Linked DNA regions of Homo sapiens: region 2 is linked to region 1. The links are chromatin loops, found by intact Hi-C in ENCODE. Cell type or tissue: HCT116. All regions are shown on one strand.

The links. Hi-C counts contacts between places; a loop is a spot of excess contacts. Peaks named below come from ENCODE experiments on the same cell type or tissue, not always from the same donor. Only the 100,000 strongest peaks of a DNase experiment are listed, where the experiment ranks them.
Region 2: a loop joins it to region 1, with 3 times the contacts of the local background. A loop is called at or near these places in 3 of 110 quality-filtered maps.

What each region holds. Positions count from the first base shown.
Region 1 is chr19:4,200,202-4,208,201 of GRCh38, forward strand. ANKRD24 (ankyrin repeat domain 24) reads left to right here. Exons shown (of 22, transcript NM_001393985.1): 6 at 1,825-1,889; 7 at 2,668-2,725; 8 at 7,041-7,111; 9 at 7,300-7,406; 10 at 7,580-7,767. Among named protein-coding and RNA genes, the nearest start is that of ANKRD24, 22 kb to the left of the region's middle. RefSeq lists an enhancer at 1-421 and a silencer at 4,737-4,950. In HCT116, CTCF peaks have their summits at 4,583 (motif pointing left), 7,193 (motif pointing left) and 8,000 (motif pointing left); DNase peaks (open chromatin) are centred at 4,580, 7,140 and 7,995; H3K4me3 peaks cover 392 bases; H3K27ac peaks cover 730 bases.
Region 2 is chr19:3,714,300-3,722,299 of GRCh38, forward strand. The region is part of intron 1 of TJP3 (tight junction protein 3); the gene reads left to right. Among named protein-coding and RNA genes, the nearest start is that of TJP3, 9.9 kb to the left of the region's middle. In HCT116, a CTCF peak has its summit at 4,964 (motif pointing left); DNase peaks (open chromatin) are centred at 4,012, 4,512, 4,932 and 7,292; H3K4me3 peaks cover 2,408 bases; H3K27ac peaks cover 4,836 bases.

The DNA of each region.
Region 1 (8,000 bases):
AGGAACTAAGCCCAGGTGCCCAGCCTGAGGGTCCAGCCAGACCCTGCTCCCAGGTCTCAATGTTCCCCGCTGAAAAAAGGGGAGGCTCCCTCTGGTGCTCCTCCCCTGCCCCCAGGGAGACACACAGGGGCATGTTAGGATGGGGTGGCCAAAGATAGAGACTGTGGCTGGCACCGAGCAAAGCCAGTGGACAGCTTGTGGATGGGGAGTGACTAGGATTCAGGTATTGGTTCAGTTGGATGGGGAAGTAGCTGGCATGGGGAAGTAGCTGGGGCTTGGGGGATAGCTGCAAAGTTTCTGGGGTTTTGTTGTTTTGTTTTTCTTTTTTGGGGGGAGGGACAGGGTCTCCCTCTGTCACCCAGGCTTGAGTGCAGTGGCCATGATCTCAGCTCACTGCAGTCTCCATTTCCTGGGCTCAAGGGATCCCCTCCAACCTCAGCCTCCCAAGTAGCTAGGACTATAGGCGCACACCACCATGCCCAGTTAATTTTTCTATTCTTAGTAGGGATGGGGTCTCCCTGTGTTGCCCAGGCCGGTCTTGAACTCCTGGGCTCTAAGTGATCCTTCCACCTCAGACTCCCAAAGTGCTGAGATTATAGGTGTGAGCCACCATGCCAAGCCTGGGGAAGTTTCTAGAAAGTGACTGAGGCAGAGGAAGAACTGGGGCTTGGGAGATAACTGGGACCATTGGACGAACTAAGCTTTGAGGTGCATCTGGGATATAGGAGTATCCGAGATAAAGGAAGTGACTGAAGGGAACTGCTTGGAGTTTGGAGGAGGAACTGGATTCATGGGAGTAGCTGAGCTTGCAAAGTATCTGGGGCAAGAGAATAACAAGTAGAGTTTGGGGATATCTGAGGTATATGGGATAGCTGGGATCTAGGAGTAGCTGGAGCTGTGGGAGTAGCTTGAGCTCTTGGAGTAGCTGGGTTACGAGGAGAACTTGTATGTATGTATGACTTAACTGGAGACCTGGGGGGAATAACTGAGATAAAAATGTGTGGCCAAAAGGAGTAGTTGGGGCTCAGGAGGCAACTAGGCATGGGGACACAGTCAAATCTGAAGCTTTAGGGTCACAGGCATGGTGGGCAGGGAATATGGAATAGCTGGGGATTCATGGAGCATCAGACAGGGACAGAGTTGGCATTTGGAAGAGGAAGGGTATATGGATTGGCAAGAACATATACAGCAACTGTGGGTTGTGAAGGGCAGAGCTGAAACTTTGGTGTAGTGGACCCTGTAGAGTATCTGGGGACATGGGGAGTAGCTGAGGCAATAGGGCTTGAGGAATAGGTGGGTGTGGACAGTCGCTGAGATGGGATTGTCTGGAATACAGACTAGCCATGGCTTAGAGAGTCTCTGGGTACAGGGAATAGCATGGTTTTGAGAAGTACCTGATGGCCGGGCACCATGGCTCATGTCTGTTAATTCCAGCACTTTGGGAGGCTGAGGTGGGAGGATCGCACGAGCCAAGGAGTTCAAGACGAGCTTGGGCAACATAGCAAGACTCCTGTCTCTACAGAAAATACAAATAAATTAGCCAGACATGGTGGCACTTGCTTGTAGTCCCAGCTACTCGGAAGGCTGAGACAGGAGGATCGCTTGAGCCTAGGTGTTCAAGCCTACAGTGAGCTATGATCACACTGCACTCTAGCCTGGGCCACAGAGCAAGATCCTTTCTGCAGGGAAAAAAGGAGAGAAATACTAGGGTTTACGGACTTTGCTAGACTCAGAAACTCATCACAAGTAGTTGACATGGCTTGGGGAGCAGCTGGGAGCTACTTGAATAGCTGGAGCTCCAGTAAATCTTCTTTCCTTCCCCAGGTTACAATGCCCTCCACCTGGCCGCCAAATACGGGCACCCACAGTGCTTGAAGCAACTACTGCAGGTCATTTACTGTCTTATCTCAGCTACTCCCTTGGCCCCTACTACTCCTGAGTTCCAGCAATTCCTTGAACCCCCAGATGCTCTATGAATCCTAGATATTCCTTGGCCCCTTTTACTCCAGAACCCTAGCTACTCCCTGGATAACCAGGTACTCTCAGACCATCCACATGCTTCTCCTATTTAAGATGTACTCCCAAGCCAGGCGCGGTGGCTCACGCCTGTAATCCCAGCACTTTGGGAGGCTGAGGTCGGTGAAATCGCCTGAGGTCAGGAGTTCGAGACCAGCCTGGCCAACACAGTGAAACCCCGTCTCTACTAAAAATACAAAAAATTAGCTGGGAGCGGTGGTGTGTGCCTGTAATCTCAGCTACTAGGGAGGCTGAGGCAGGAGAATCCCTTGAACTTGGGAGGCGGAGGTTGCAGTGAGCCGAGATCATGCCATTGCACTCCAGCCTGGGCAACAAGAGCGAAACACCATCTAAAATATATATATATACTCCCAATGCCAGGTATTTCCTGAGCTCTGTTTCTCCCCAAGCCCTGGGTCCTTCCTTAGCCCCAGACACTCCCAGAGTTCCCAGCCACTCCTCAAATTCTCAGCTGCTTCTCAGCTCTCAGCTATTTTCTTTTCTCACCAATTTTCATGAAAATGGAGTCCCTTGGGGGCCACGGAAGGGTGAGGCTGAAGTATAGCAGAGCCCAGGGTAGGGAAGGCAGTCCTAGAGAAATCAGGCAGCAAGAAGGATGGCTCCGCCTCAAAGGACTCGCCCCATCCCCAGGCTTCCTGCGTGGTGGACGTCGTGGACAGCAGCGGGTGGACTGCCCTACACCATGCAGGTGGGTGCAGCCCAGCCCTGCCCTGACCCCGAAGCCCAGAGGGTGCTAGACTTGGGGGTTATTCTGCCCAGGGCCCTAGGGACCTGACCTGCTGTGAAGCTTCCTGTCTCCTCCTTTCTTTCTTTCTTTTTTTTTTTTTGAGACGGAGTCTCACTCTGTTGCCCAGGCTGGAGTGCAGTGGCAAGATCTCAGCTCACTGTAACATCCATCTCCCAGGTTCAAGCAATTTTCCTGCCTCAGCCTCCCGAGTAGCTGGGACTAGAGGCACCTGCCACCACACCTGGCTGATGTTTTGTATTTTTAGTAAAGACGGGGTTTCACCATGGTGGCCAGGATGGTCTCGAACTCCTGACCTCAGGTGATCCACCCGCCTTGGCCTCCCAAAGTGCTGGGATTACAGGCGTGAGCCACCGCTCCTGGCCTTCCTTTTCTTTTTATGAGATAGGGTCTTGCTCTGTTGCCCAGGCTGAAGTACAGTGGGGCAATCATGGCTCACTGCATCCTTGACCTCCCGGGTTCAAACGATCCTCCTGCCTCAGACTCCCAAGTAGCTGGGACCACAGGCGTGCACCACCATGCCTGGCTAATATTTTAAATTTATTTGTAGATACAGGATCTTGCTATGTTGCCCAGGCTGATCTCAAACTCCTGGGCTCAAATGATCCTCCCACCTCGGCCACTCAAAGTGCTGGAATTACAGGCGTGAGCCACCTCACCTAGCCTCCTCCTTTTTTTCTTGACATAGAATCTCCCTCTGTCGCCCAGGGTGGAGTGCAATGGCGCAATCTTGGCTCACTGCAACCTCCACCTCCCAGGTTCAAGCAATTCTCCTGCCTTAGCCTCCTGAGTAGCTGGGACTACAGACCTATGCCACAACACCCACCTAAAATTTTTTTGTATTTTTAGTAGAGATGGGGTTTCACCATGTTGGCCAGGCTCATCTCGAACTCCTGACCTCAGGTGATCTGCCCGCCTCGGCCTCCCAAAGTGCTGGGATTACAGGCGTGAGCCACCGTGCCGGCCCTTCTCCCTTTTTTTTTTTTTTTTTTTTTTTTGAGGTGGAGTCTCGCTCTGTCACCCAGGCTGGAGTGCAGTGGCGTGATCTCGGCTCACTGCAAGCTCCGCCTCCCGGGTCCACGCCATTCTCCTGCCTCAGCCTCCCGAGTAGCGGGGACTACAGGCGCCTGCCACCATGCCCGGCTAATTTTTTTGTATTTTTTAGTAGAGACGGGGTTTCACTGTGTTAGCCAGGATGGTCTTGATCTCCTGACCTCGTGATCCGCCTGCTCGGCCTCCCAAAGTGCTGGGATTACAGGCGTGAGCCACCGTGCCGGCCCTTCTCCTTTTTTATTACCTACTGTGTGCCAGGCACTGGAGCCCATCATAAATCCCGGTTACCCTTTGAACCACAGGCTATTAGCCCATTGCACAGATGAGGCTTGATGAGGCTTAATGAGGCTGTCACTTGTCCGCAGCAGGTAAATCGTAGGGAATCCAGGTCGTCTGACCTCAAGGAGCAGTCGAATGTACTCCTGGGCTTTGTGAGGATGAGGAGAGGTCCCTAGGGTTTAATTTCCTTTGTGGAGCCCCTAGGAGATACCAGGAAAACCATAGCTCCAGGCAGCTGGTACCCTCATAATCACCTAATCCAAACTCCTTCCCAGAGGGAGGGAAAGGGACCCACCGACTTGAACCAGAACTCAGCCCCCGACCTGTCCGCTGTCCCCGTGAAATTCAGGCATGGCTTTCGCTGACGACTCAAGAAACATCTGTTCTTTCGGAAACTCAGAATAAAATAGGGCTTTGGGGGTTTTAGTCACTGGGTGAGAATTCTCTGCAGTTGGAGTATGCTGCCACCTAGTGGCGGCAATGCTTCTGGTCACAATATAGGAGTCCGTTGGTTTTTGTCACTCAACAGTTAACTGAGCACTCTGGGAGGCCCAGGCGGGCAGATTAGCAGAGGTCAGGAGTTCGAGAATAGCCTGGCCAACATGGTGAAACCCTGTCTCTACTAATAATAAAAAATTAAGGCCGGGTGCAGTGGCTCACGCCTATAATCCCAGCACTTTGGGAGCCTGAGGCGGGCGGATCATGAGGTCAGGAGATCAAGACCATCCTGGCCAACACGGTGAAACCCTGTCTCTACTAAACAATGCAAAAAATTAGCCAGGCATGGAGGCATGTGCCTGTAATCCCAGCTACTCGGGAGGCTGAGGCAGGAGAATTGCTTAAACCCGGGGAGTGGAGGTTGCATAGAGCCGAGATCATGCCCCTGCACAGCCCGGGCAACAGAGCGAGACCCCATCTCAAAAAAACCAACCAACCAACAACAACAACAAACAGTTATTGAGTACCTACTGTGTGTCAGGCACCGTTCTACGTGTTGTAGATAAGGTTTGCAGCAATCAAAACCTCATACTGCCTCAGACATACAGCAGGTATTCAAACAGAGTTTGTTGACTGAAAAATGGATTTTTGTGCTTAATCAGACTGGATGTCAACCTGCTGGAATTCATACCCAGGGATTCCAGAGACCATGCCCTTGTGTCAGCTGCACAGCCTCCTGGGGAGCCTCCCTGTTTCCACTCTGGTCCTGGGCAAATGGCAGTAGGAGGGATCTCTTAAAATATAAATAGACAGGCCAGGCACAGTGGTGCACGCCTGTAATCCTAGCACTATGGGAGTCAGAGGTGGGAGGATTGCTTGAGCCCAGGAGTTTGAGACCAGCCTGGGCAACATGGCAAAACCCCATCTCTACTAAAAATATAAAAATTAGCCAGGCGTGATGGCTCATGCCTATAATCCCAGCTACTCGGGAGGCTGAGGCAGGAGAATCGCTGGAACCGGGGAGGCGGAGGTTGCAGTGAGCCAAGATCACACCCCTGCACTCCAGCGTGGGTGCAGAGGGAGACTCCATCTCAAAAAATAAAAATAGGTCGGGTGCGGTGGCTCACGCCTGTAATCCCAGCACTTTGGGAGGCCGAGGCGGGTGGATCACGAGCTCAGGCAATCGAGACCATCCTGGCTAACACGGTGAAACCCCGTCTCTACTAAAAATACAAAAAATTAGCCGGGTGTGGTGGCGGGCGCCTGTAGTCCCAGCTACTCGGGAGGCTGAGGCAGGAGAATGGCATGAACCCGGGAGGTGGAGGTTGCAGTGAGCCGAGATCGGGCCACTGCACTCCAGCCTGGGTGACCAGAGCAAGACTCCGTCTCAAAAATAAATAAATAAATAAATAAATAAATAAATAAATAAAATTAAATAAATACATAAACACATAAACGGGGCCGGGCATGGTGGCTGCAGCCTATAATCCCAGCACTTTGGGAGCCAGAGGCAGGAGGATTGCTTGAACCTAGGAGTTTGAGACCAGCCTGGGCAATATAGTGACATTCCATTTCCATAAAAAATTAAAAAAAAGAATTAGCCAGGAGTGGTGGTGCACGCCTACAGTCCCGGCGGCAGATTGCTTGAGCCCAGGAGTTCAAGAAAAGCCTGGGCAACGTAGCAAGACCCTGTCTCTAAAAAAATAAAATAATATAATATAAAATAAAATAAAAATTAGCCAGGCACGGTTGCACATGCCTTGTAGTGTGGGTCTCATTCCTGTAATCCCAGCCCCTTGGGAGGCCGAGGCAGGAGGATCACTTGAGCCCAGGAGTTCGGGACCAGTCTGGGCAACACAGCGAGACCCCGTCTCTACAAAAAGTATAGGGAACCACAGTGCTTGGGACTGGCAGTCGGCAGACCTAGATCCTAGATCTGACTCTGCCTCTTACCCCAGTGGGTGACCACTGGCCTGGTTGGGCCTCAGTTGCTGCATCTGTAAAATGCAAAACTTGCCTTTGTTACAAATTCCTCAGGGCACATGGGAATTTCTCATGAAATAAAGGAGCAGGGTCACACCCAGGCAGAAAGTGCCCAGAAAATGTCGAAGTCTCACCCTACCCCTACTCTTCCCCCTTTTGTTTGTCTTCCTTTCTTTTCTTGGTTTTTGAGACAAGATCTCACTCTGTCACCCAGGCTGGTTTGCAGTGGTGCCATCATGGTTCACTGCAGCCTTGAACTCCTGAGCTCAAGCGGTCCTCCCGCTTCAGCTGGGGACTCCCTAGTAGCTGGGGCCACAGACACACACCACCACACCCAGATAATGTTTGCTTTTTTTTTTTTTTTTTTGTAGAGACAGGGTCTCACTGTGTTGGCCCAGGTTGGTCTCAAACTCCAGAACTCAAGCGAACCTCCTGCCTTGGCCTCCCAAGGTGCTGGGATTACAGGGTTGAGCTACCGCACCGGACAACCTTTTCTCTTTTGCAGCGGCTGGTGGCTGTCTCTCCTGCTCAGAGGTGCTCTGCTCCTTTAAGGCACATCTAAACCCCCAAGATCGGGTAAGCTTCTGGGATCTCTTCAGGGAAGATGTTATGCTTGAGGTATGCTGCCACCAAGTGGCAGTATCTCAGGCACCCTTTGAAAGTCTGAGAAAGTTTGAGGTGAAACTCAAGGGCAGTTATATAGGCTTCTGCACCTCCCGGGGGTCAGTTTCTCATGCCATCGCATCCCTCCTCCTCCCTACCAGTCAGGCGCAACACCCCTCATTATAGCAGCTCAGATGTGTCACACAGACCTGTGCCGTCTCCTACTGCAGCAAGGGGCTGCCGCGAACGATCAGGACCTGCAAGGCAGGTGAGCATCTCCCCTCCCAGCCAGTCCACCCTATGCTGTGTGACCTTCGGCAAGACTTAACCTAAGTAAGACGATCTAGCCAGCCTCCTCTTCCCAGCCTGGCCTGGGTGCTGAGGTGGGCATGGGGGCTTGGGGGATGTTCTCATCTCCTCAGTAGCCCCCTCCCCTGGTAGGACGGCCCTGATGCTGGCCTGTGAGGGGGCCAGCCCCGAAACAGTGGAGGTCCTGCTGCAGGGCGGAGCCCAGCCGGGCATCACCGATGCGCTGGGGCAGGACGCGGCTCACTATGGCGCCCTGGCGGGGGACAAACTCATCCTGCACCTTCTGCAAGAGGCGGCCCAGCGCCCCTCCCCACCCAGCGGTATGCAAGCCCCACCTCCCCAATGCATTTGCTTCTTGGCAGCTTCTTGTCACTCCCCTTCTCTTTATCGTGAATAGTTTCAAGGTACCCCCGATTGGCTGCATTCTAGGAGGTCCTAGAGCTTACCCAATTCTACTCAGAACAGTTTCAAGGAGCCCCAGGGCATTTAGAGTAGTCTGGGAGGGGGTCTGCTTCTGCTTTCCTGGGTCATCTGTACAGTAAGAACTTTGCCT
Region 2 (8,000 bases), 490 kb before region 1:
CCCCTGAGTAGCTGGGATTACAGGCACGTGCCACTACGCTTGGCTAATTTTAGTATTTTTAGTAGAGACAGGGTTTCACCATCTTGGCCAGGCTGGTCTCAAACTCCCGACCTCGTGATCCACCCGCGTTGGCCTCCCAAAGTGCTGGGATTACAGATGTGAGCCACCGCGCCCAGCCCGTTCTTTTAGTATTTATTGAGCACGTACTGCATACACAGTGATGGGGCTGCAGAAGAACTGATTGACAGACACAGTGGAAGCCCACAGTCTTTAGGGGAGACAGACAATAATTGAATAATCGCATATGTAACTAAAAAGTACAATTAGGCCAGGCGCAGTGGCACACACCTGTAATCCCAGCACTTTGGGAGGCCAAGGCGGGCGGATCACGAGGTCAGAGTTCGAGACCATCCTGGCCCTGATCCACTGGGGGACCTCAGCCCAGCCCCTGCTATCTCTGGGCCTCAGTTTTCCCACAAGCACTCAGAAGGGGTTGAGCTGGCTCATCCCAGGGAGGCCTCCAGAACTCCACCTTCCCTGGGTCCTCCTGTCCCTCACCCTGCTCAGATCACACTGGCCCTGAACGCTGGTTCCCAATCACACGTCATATACTTGGCTTGCAACAGTTTTGTTGACTGAGTGACTGAATGCACAGAAGAATTAAGGCACAAATGAAGTAGATTGCTGAAAAGCAGATTTTCTCTTTTTTTCCTTTTCTTTTTGCTATTATTATTTTTACTTCGTGAGGCAACAGTAGAAAACCAGGTTTTTTGTTTGTTTGTTTGGTTGGTTGGTTTTTTTTTTTTTTGAGATGGAGTCTCGCTCTGTCGCCCAGGCTGGAGCGCAGTGGCGCAATCTCGGCTCACTGCAACCTCCGCCTCCCGGGTTCACGCCATTCTCCTGCCTCAGCCTCCCGAGTAGCTGGGACTACAGGCGCCCGCCACCACACCCAGCTATATTTTTGTATTTTTAGTAGAGATGGGGTTTCACCGTGTTATCCAGGATGGTCTCGATCTCCTGACCTCGTGATCCGCCCGCCTCGGCCTCCCAAAGTGCTGGGATTACAGGTGTGAGCCACCGCGCCCGGCCAAAAGCAGGTTTTTAATTCATTAAGGTGATCCGAAGGTCAGGGGTGGTGGGAATAAGGGGCTTAAGGCTATGCCCATCTCCAAAGCCTTGGATTTGAACCCAGGTTTGGAGGATGGTACTAGGGAGCCATCGAGTGTTCTTGAGCAGGGCATGGATATGAGAGCAGACGGTGGGTGGTTGGAGGAAGACAATGTGTCCTGGTGCAGTTATCCAGCTTCCTCTCTTAGAGGGGTTGACAGTGGGATTTCTCTGCGTTGCCCATTGACATTTGGGGCCAGATCCTTCTCTGGGATGGGGCCATTCTGGGCAATGCAGGGTGCTTAGCAGTATCCCTGGCCTCCACTCACTCATGCCAGGAGAACCTTCCAGGTTTATTTTTTTATTGTTTCATTTTATTTTATTTTTTTGAGTTGGAGTCTCGCTCTTGTCATCCAGGCTGGAGTGCAATGGCGCAATCTCGGCTCACTACAGCCTCTGCCTCCTGGGTTCAAGCAACTCTCCTGCCTCGGCCTCCCGAGTAGCTGGGATTACAGGCACCCACCACCACACTCGGCTAATTTTTGTATTTTTAGTAGAGATGGGGTTTCCCCATGTTGGCCAGGCTGGTCTCGAACTCCTGACCTCACGTGATCCACCCACCTCAGCCTCCCGAAGTGCTGGGATTACAGGCGTGAGCCACCACGCCCGACTTGTTTTATTTTTGAGATGGAGTCTTGCTCCATTGCCCAGGCTGGAGTGCAGTGGCGCCATCTCAGATCACTGCGACCTCTGCCTCCCGGGTTCAAGTGATTCTCCTGCCTCAGCCTCCCGAGTAGCAGGGATTACAGGTGCCTGTCACTACGCCCAGCTAATTTCTGTATTTTGAGTAGAGACGGGGTTTCACCCTGTTGGCCAGGCTGCTCTCGAACTATTGACCTCAAGTGATCCGCCCATCTCAGCCTCTCAAAGTGCTGGAATTACAGGTGTGAGTCACCGCGCTCGGCCTGGTATTGAACACCAAAATGTCTCAAGACGTTGCCAAGGGTCCCCCTCTGGTGAGAGGCACTGGCTTGGAGTTCGAGGTGCAGGGGCAAACAGAGCTGCAGCCAAATCCCTCAGGCCAGCTCACCATCTGGCCTCAGTTTTCTCAGCTGCAAAGTGGGCGCACGAGTGTTGTGTGTAACTGGGGCTGCAGCCAAGCATATGCCAGTAAACATGGCCCGGGAGCCCCATTCACTGCTAGGACTTTAACCCACTTATTTCTTTATTTATTTTTGAGACAGCGTCTAGCTCTGTCACCCAGGCTGGAGTGCAAGGGCAAGATCATGGATCACTGCAGCCTCGACCTCCTGGGCTCAAATGATCCTCCCACTTCAGCGCCTAGAGGTGCCTGCTACCACACCCAGCTCATACATATATATATATATATATATATTTTTTTTTTTTTTTTGAAACAGAGTCTCAGTCTGTCGCCCAGGTTGGAGACAGTGGCACGATCTCGGCTCACTGCACCCTCTGCCTCCCAGGTTCAAGTGATTCTCCTGCCTCAGCCTCCCGAGTACCTGGGATTACAGGCGGGTGCCAACACGCCCAGGTGACTTTTTTTTTTTTTTTTGAGACGGAGTTTCGCTCTTGTTGCCCAGGCTGGAGTGCAATGGCCCGATTTCGGCTCACTGCAACCTCCGCCTCCCGGGCTCAAGCAATTCTCTTGCCTCAGCCTCTCTAGTAGCTGGGATTACAGGCATGTGCCACCACACCCAGCTAATTTTGTATTTTTAGTAGAGACGAGGTTTCTCCATGTTGGTCAGGCTGGTCTCGAACTCCCAACCTCAGGTGATCCGCCCGCCTCGACCTCCCAAAGTGCTGGGATTACAGGCACGAGCCACCACGCCTGGCCCATGACTGTTATATTTTTAGTACAGACAGAGTTTCACCATGTTGGCCAGGCTGGTCTCAAACTCCTGACCTCAAGTGATTCGGCCGCCTTGGCCATCCAAAGTGGGATTACAGGCGTGAGCCACTGTGCCCAGCCATAGCTTATATATATATATATATATATATAATTTTATTTTTTTTTGAAACATAGTGTTGTGCTGTCTGCCCTGTCACCCAGGCTGGAGTGCAGTGGCGTGATCTCAGCTCACTGCAACCGCCGCCTCCCAGGGTCAAGTGATTCTCTTGCCTCAGCCTCCTGAGTAGCTGGGATTACAGGCGCCTGCCACCATCCTTGGCTAATTTTTCGTATTTTTGTAGAGATGGGTTTTGCCCTGTGGGCCAGGCTGGCCTCCAACTCCTGACTCAAGTGATCCTCCTGCCTTGGCCTCCCAGAGTGCTGGGATGACAGGCATGAGCCACTGCACCCTGCCTAAGATATTTTTAAAAATTTTTGTGGATGTGGAGATGGGGGTCTCACTGTGTTGCCCAGGAATGAGAGTACAGTGGTGTGACCATGACTTACTGCAGCCTCCACCGCCTGGGCTCAAGCAATCCTCCCAGCTCAGCTTCCCAAGTAGCTGGGAGTACAGGCAAGTGCCACCAAGACTGGCTAATTAAAAAAAAAAAAAAAGGCCGGGCACGATGGCTCACGCCTATAATCCCAGCACTTAGGGAGGCCGAGGGGGGCGGATCACAAGGTCAGGAGTTTGAGACCATCCTGGCTAACACGGTGAAACCCCATCTCTACTAAAAGTACAAAAATCAGCCGGGCATGTGCCTGTAGTCCCAGCTACTCGGGAGGCTGAGGCAGGAGAATGGCGTGAACCCGGGAAGCAGAGCTTGCAGTGAGCTGAGATTGCGCCTGGGCAACAGGGCGAGACTCCAACTCAAAAAAAAAAAAAAAAAAAAAGTGTGTGTGTGTGTGTGTGTGTGTGTGTGTGTGTGTGTGTGTGTCTGTGTGTGTGTAGAGATGGAAGTCTCACTCTGTTACTCAGGCTGGTCTCTCCTGGCCTCAAGAGATCCTCCCGCCTCGGCCTTCCAAAGTGCTGGGACTACAAGCGTGAGCCACTGTTCCTGGCCAAGCCTCTTATTTTAAAGACGCTGAAGTCAGAAAGCCTGTAGGACAGGAATGCAGCATTTTCTTTTCTTGCGGTTTTTTTTTTTTGGGGTGGTGGGGGGCGGGGTGGACAGGGCCTCACTCTGTGGCCCAGGCTGGAGTGCAGTGGCGCAATCTTGGCTGACTGCAACCTCTGCCTCCCAGGTTTAAGTAATTCTCCTGCCTCAGCCTCCCTAGTAGCTGGGACTACAGACGTGCGCCACCACGCCCAGCTAATTTTTGTATTTTCAGTAGAGACAGGGTTTCACAATGTTGGCCAGGCTGGTCTCGAACTCCTGACCTCAGGTGATCTGCCCGAATGCAGGATTTTCTACCAGCTCCAGTCCCCTGCAGAACCCCTGTCCGATTTTGCCAGACCTAAGCAGAGACTGCTTTGAGCAATGGCAGCCACGAACCTTGACGTGTGCGGGCCGGTAGGGAATGATGTGTTTTTCTCACGACTCATTAAAACAAATACACGGCTATTTAAAGATCGCTGGACTGGCCGGGCGTGGTGGCTCACGCCTGTAATCCCAACACTTTCAGAGGCCGAGGTGGGTGGATCACCTGAGGTCAGGAGTTCGAGACCAGCCTGGCCAACATGGTGAAACCCCGTCTCTACTAAAAATACAAAAATTAGCCACGCGTGGTGGCCGGCGCCTGTAGTCCCAGCTACTCAGGAGGCTGAGGCATGAGAATGGTGTGAACCCCGCAGGCGGAGCTTGCAGTGAGCCGAGACTGCGCCCGGCACTCCAACCTGGGTGACAGAATGAGTGTCCGTCTTGGGGGGTGGTGGACATCGCTGGACCTTAATCATCTAAAATGATTTTTTGCGCCACCTGCTGGTGGCGGAGTGTCACACAGGGAAGGGCTGAGTTGCCTGTAGGTATACAGTAGGTGTTCAGTAAGCCTTAGTTTTGGTTAATGGTGTTTCTACATTGGCTCAGCATGGGGTCTTGGAAAGAGTTTGGGGCTCCAGGAACCCATGCTGTGCAACCTTCAGTGAGTCTGGGGCCCTTTCTGAACCTTCATCTATAAAATATGTGTGTGTGTGTGGCTGGGAGTAGTGGCTCATGCCCATAATCCTAACATTTTGGGTGGCCGAGGTGGGCTAATCACTTGAGGCCAGGAGTTCGAGACCAGCCTGGCCAACATGGGGAAACCCCATCTCTACTAAAAATACAAAAATTAGCCAGGCGTGGTGGCGGGTGCCTGTAGTCCCAGCTACTCGGGAGGCTGAGGCAGGAGAATGACGGGAACCCGGGAGGCGGAGCTTGCAGTGAGCCGAGATCGTGCCTGCAGTCCAGCTGGGCGACAGAGCGAGACTCCGTCTCAAAAAAAAAAAAAAAAAAAAAAGAAGGGAAGACATATAACCTTCATGCGATGTGAGAAGGTGCGTTGAAATGCCTTCTACAATTCTTGCTTCGGTCGGAAGTCACAAAGGGATTGAACTTCATTTTGGCTGCTCCCACTTCTGTGATGGCCGCAAAAGGGAAGAGAACTACATGCTCCTTTTTATTTATTTTGTATGGAGATTGGGTCTCGCTATATTGCCCAGCCTGGTCTCAAACTCCTGGCCTCAAGTGATCCTCCCACCTGACTCTTCAAAGTTCTGGAATTACAGGAGTGAGCCATTGTGCCTGGCCTCTACGCCCCTTTTAATCCTCCTGACAACCCTGTGATGTAGGGGCTATTATTTTCCCCAATTACAGATGTGGAAACTGAGGAACAGAGAGGGGCAGTAAGTTGTCTGAGGTCACACAGCAAATAGGTGAGAGCTGGTTTTAGAACTCTCCTAGCTCTGAAGTTCCAAGTGGGTCCCCACAAGAGGCTTTGGCAATGCTTTATTCGGGCCCTTGGAGACCCTTGAGGGGCTGACTGTAGCTGACTTGGGTCTCTGGACTAGTGTTTTGGGTACAATTGCAGTGGAGGAGGTGAGATGTCATCTTCGGGGACCCTCTAAGACTTTGATATTGTTGGCCTTGTTTACTAAGCAAACTCTTAACCAACCTTCAAATCCCCAGCTACGATGCCCCCTCCTCCAGGCAGCCTTTCTTTTACCGCTAGAGTTTTCTCTATGCTCTTCACCCCTAGCCACAACCTGGGACTCCTGTCCCTGCCCAGCCCTGACTGGATAAGGCTGGGAAGGGGTGTTTATGTGTAGCTTTGCCCTTTTACCCTTTTAACCTTGGGGTGGGGCCCAGGCACAGCTGGGCGCAGGTTTTTTTTTTTATAGTAAGGAATGTGGGGGTGCAGCCACGACCAGCCCCGCCCACCCAGGTGACTTGAAGGTTTCCTACCCTGGTCCAGTCCCTCCTAGGTCTAACCTTAGGAATCCCGGAATCCCAGGCCCCTGAGCGGGAGGCTGGGCTGGGCTGGGTGAGAAGAAGGAAACGACCTTTACTCCCTCCCAGAGCCTGAAGAATTTCCTCCTGCCTTGCACTCTGCCCCTTTCTTTTCCTTCGTTCCTTCCTTCCTTCCCTTCTTTCCTTCCTTCCTTTTCTTTTTTTTTTTTTTTTTTTGAGACAGGGTCTCACTCTACTCTGTCGCCCAGACTGGAGTGCAGTGGCGTGATATCAGCTCACCGCAACCTCCGCCTCCCGGGTTCAACCGATTCTCCTTCCTCAGCCTCCCGAGTAGCTGAAGCATGCGCCACCACGCCCGGCTAATTTTTGTACTTTTAGTAGAGACAGACGTTTCACCATGTTGGTCAGGCTGGTCTCGAACTGCTGACCTCGTGATCCGCTCGCCTCGGCCTCCCAAAATTTGGGGATTACAGGCATGAGCCACCGCGCCCGGCCCTGCCCTGCCCCCTTTCTTTTCTGGATGCTGGGTGTGAAGACAGAGCCCGCAGGCCAAGACCGCAGGAAAAAGGCACGCAGCCGCTGTTGTATCTTCAGAGTCCACGCCTCTGGCCTCTGGGGCCTCCGGTTCCCCTCTGTGGAATGGGGCAAACCTTCCAGAGATAAGGTGACCCAGGGACCAGCGCTATGCTAAGGAGGTCTCTGGCCTTCGACAAGCTTCTAATCCAAGAGGCCTCCCAGATGCACCTCAAAATGTGCCCATTTCGCGGACGGAAACACCTTCCAAATAGTAGGCTCCGTTCCAAGCGCGGGGGTTATTCCTGCCGGGTCTTGCTGGCAGCCTTGTCGGGCCGGGCTCTGGCCGCGGCCGCCGGCCCCCTCTCGGCTGCGTGGATAACCCGGCCTGGAGTTTCCGCCTCAGGACCTGGCTCCTGTGATGGGAGGTGGGGAGAGAAACCTCCGCCGCGTCCAGGGGGCGTGTCTGGGCAGGGGCGGGGCTGACCCGAGACCTGGAGGAGGAAGAGGGGCAGGTGCAGCCGGGAGCTGCGGAGCTGGAGGGAGGAGGACGAGAGCCCGGCCCTCAGCCCGCTGTGACTCTCCTCAGCCCCCTCCCCCAGCCCGGGGTGGGGGCCGATTGACTGTTTCCAGGACCCCCTCGGGTAGGGGGGCTGGAGAGCCCCCAGGTGGACCATGGCGGTGAGATTCCAGGCGAGTAACCCTCCAAGGGTGGCAGGGGGAGGGGCTCGGGCTGAGGTGGGGTGGGGGGAAAGCAGGGTTTGGGAGTCGGACCCAGGACCCCAGAACGCCTACCTACATAACAGGCAGGGAAACTGAGTCCCAGAGGGATGAAGTGGCTAGCTGGAGGTTGCACTTCGAGATGCGTCCGCGCGTCCGCGCCCCCCTCCCTGCCTCCAAAGACCATCTCTTCTGGAGCCTCCTCTGCCCCAGGACCGGCCTCCTTTAATACCGCAGGGCTGGGTTCAAATCCCGAATTTTCTGTCCACTATGCTGTGTGTAACGTGGGGCCAGTGAGTGAACCCTCTCCTTCCCTCATCCGAAAAATGGGTGATCGGCATTTTAAACAGAGAGAAAAATGT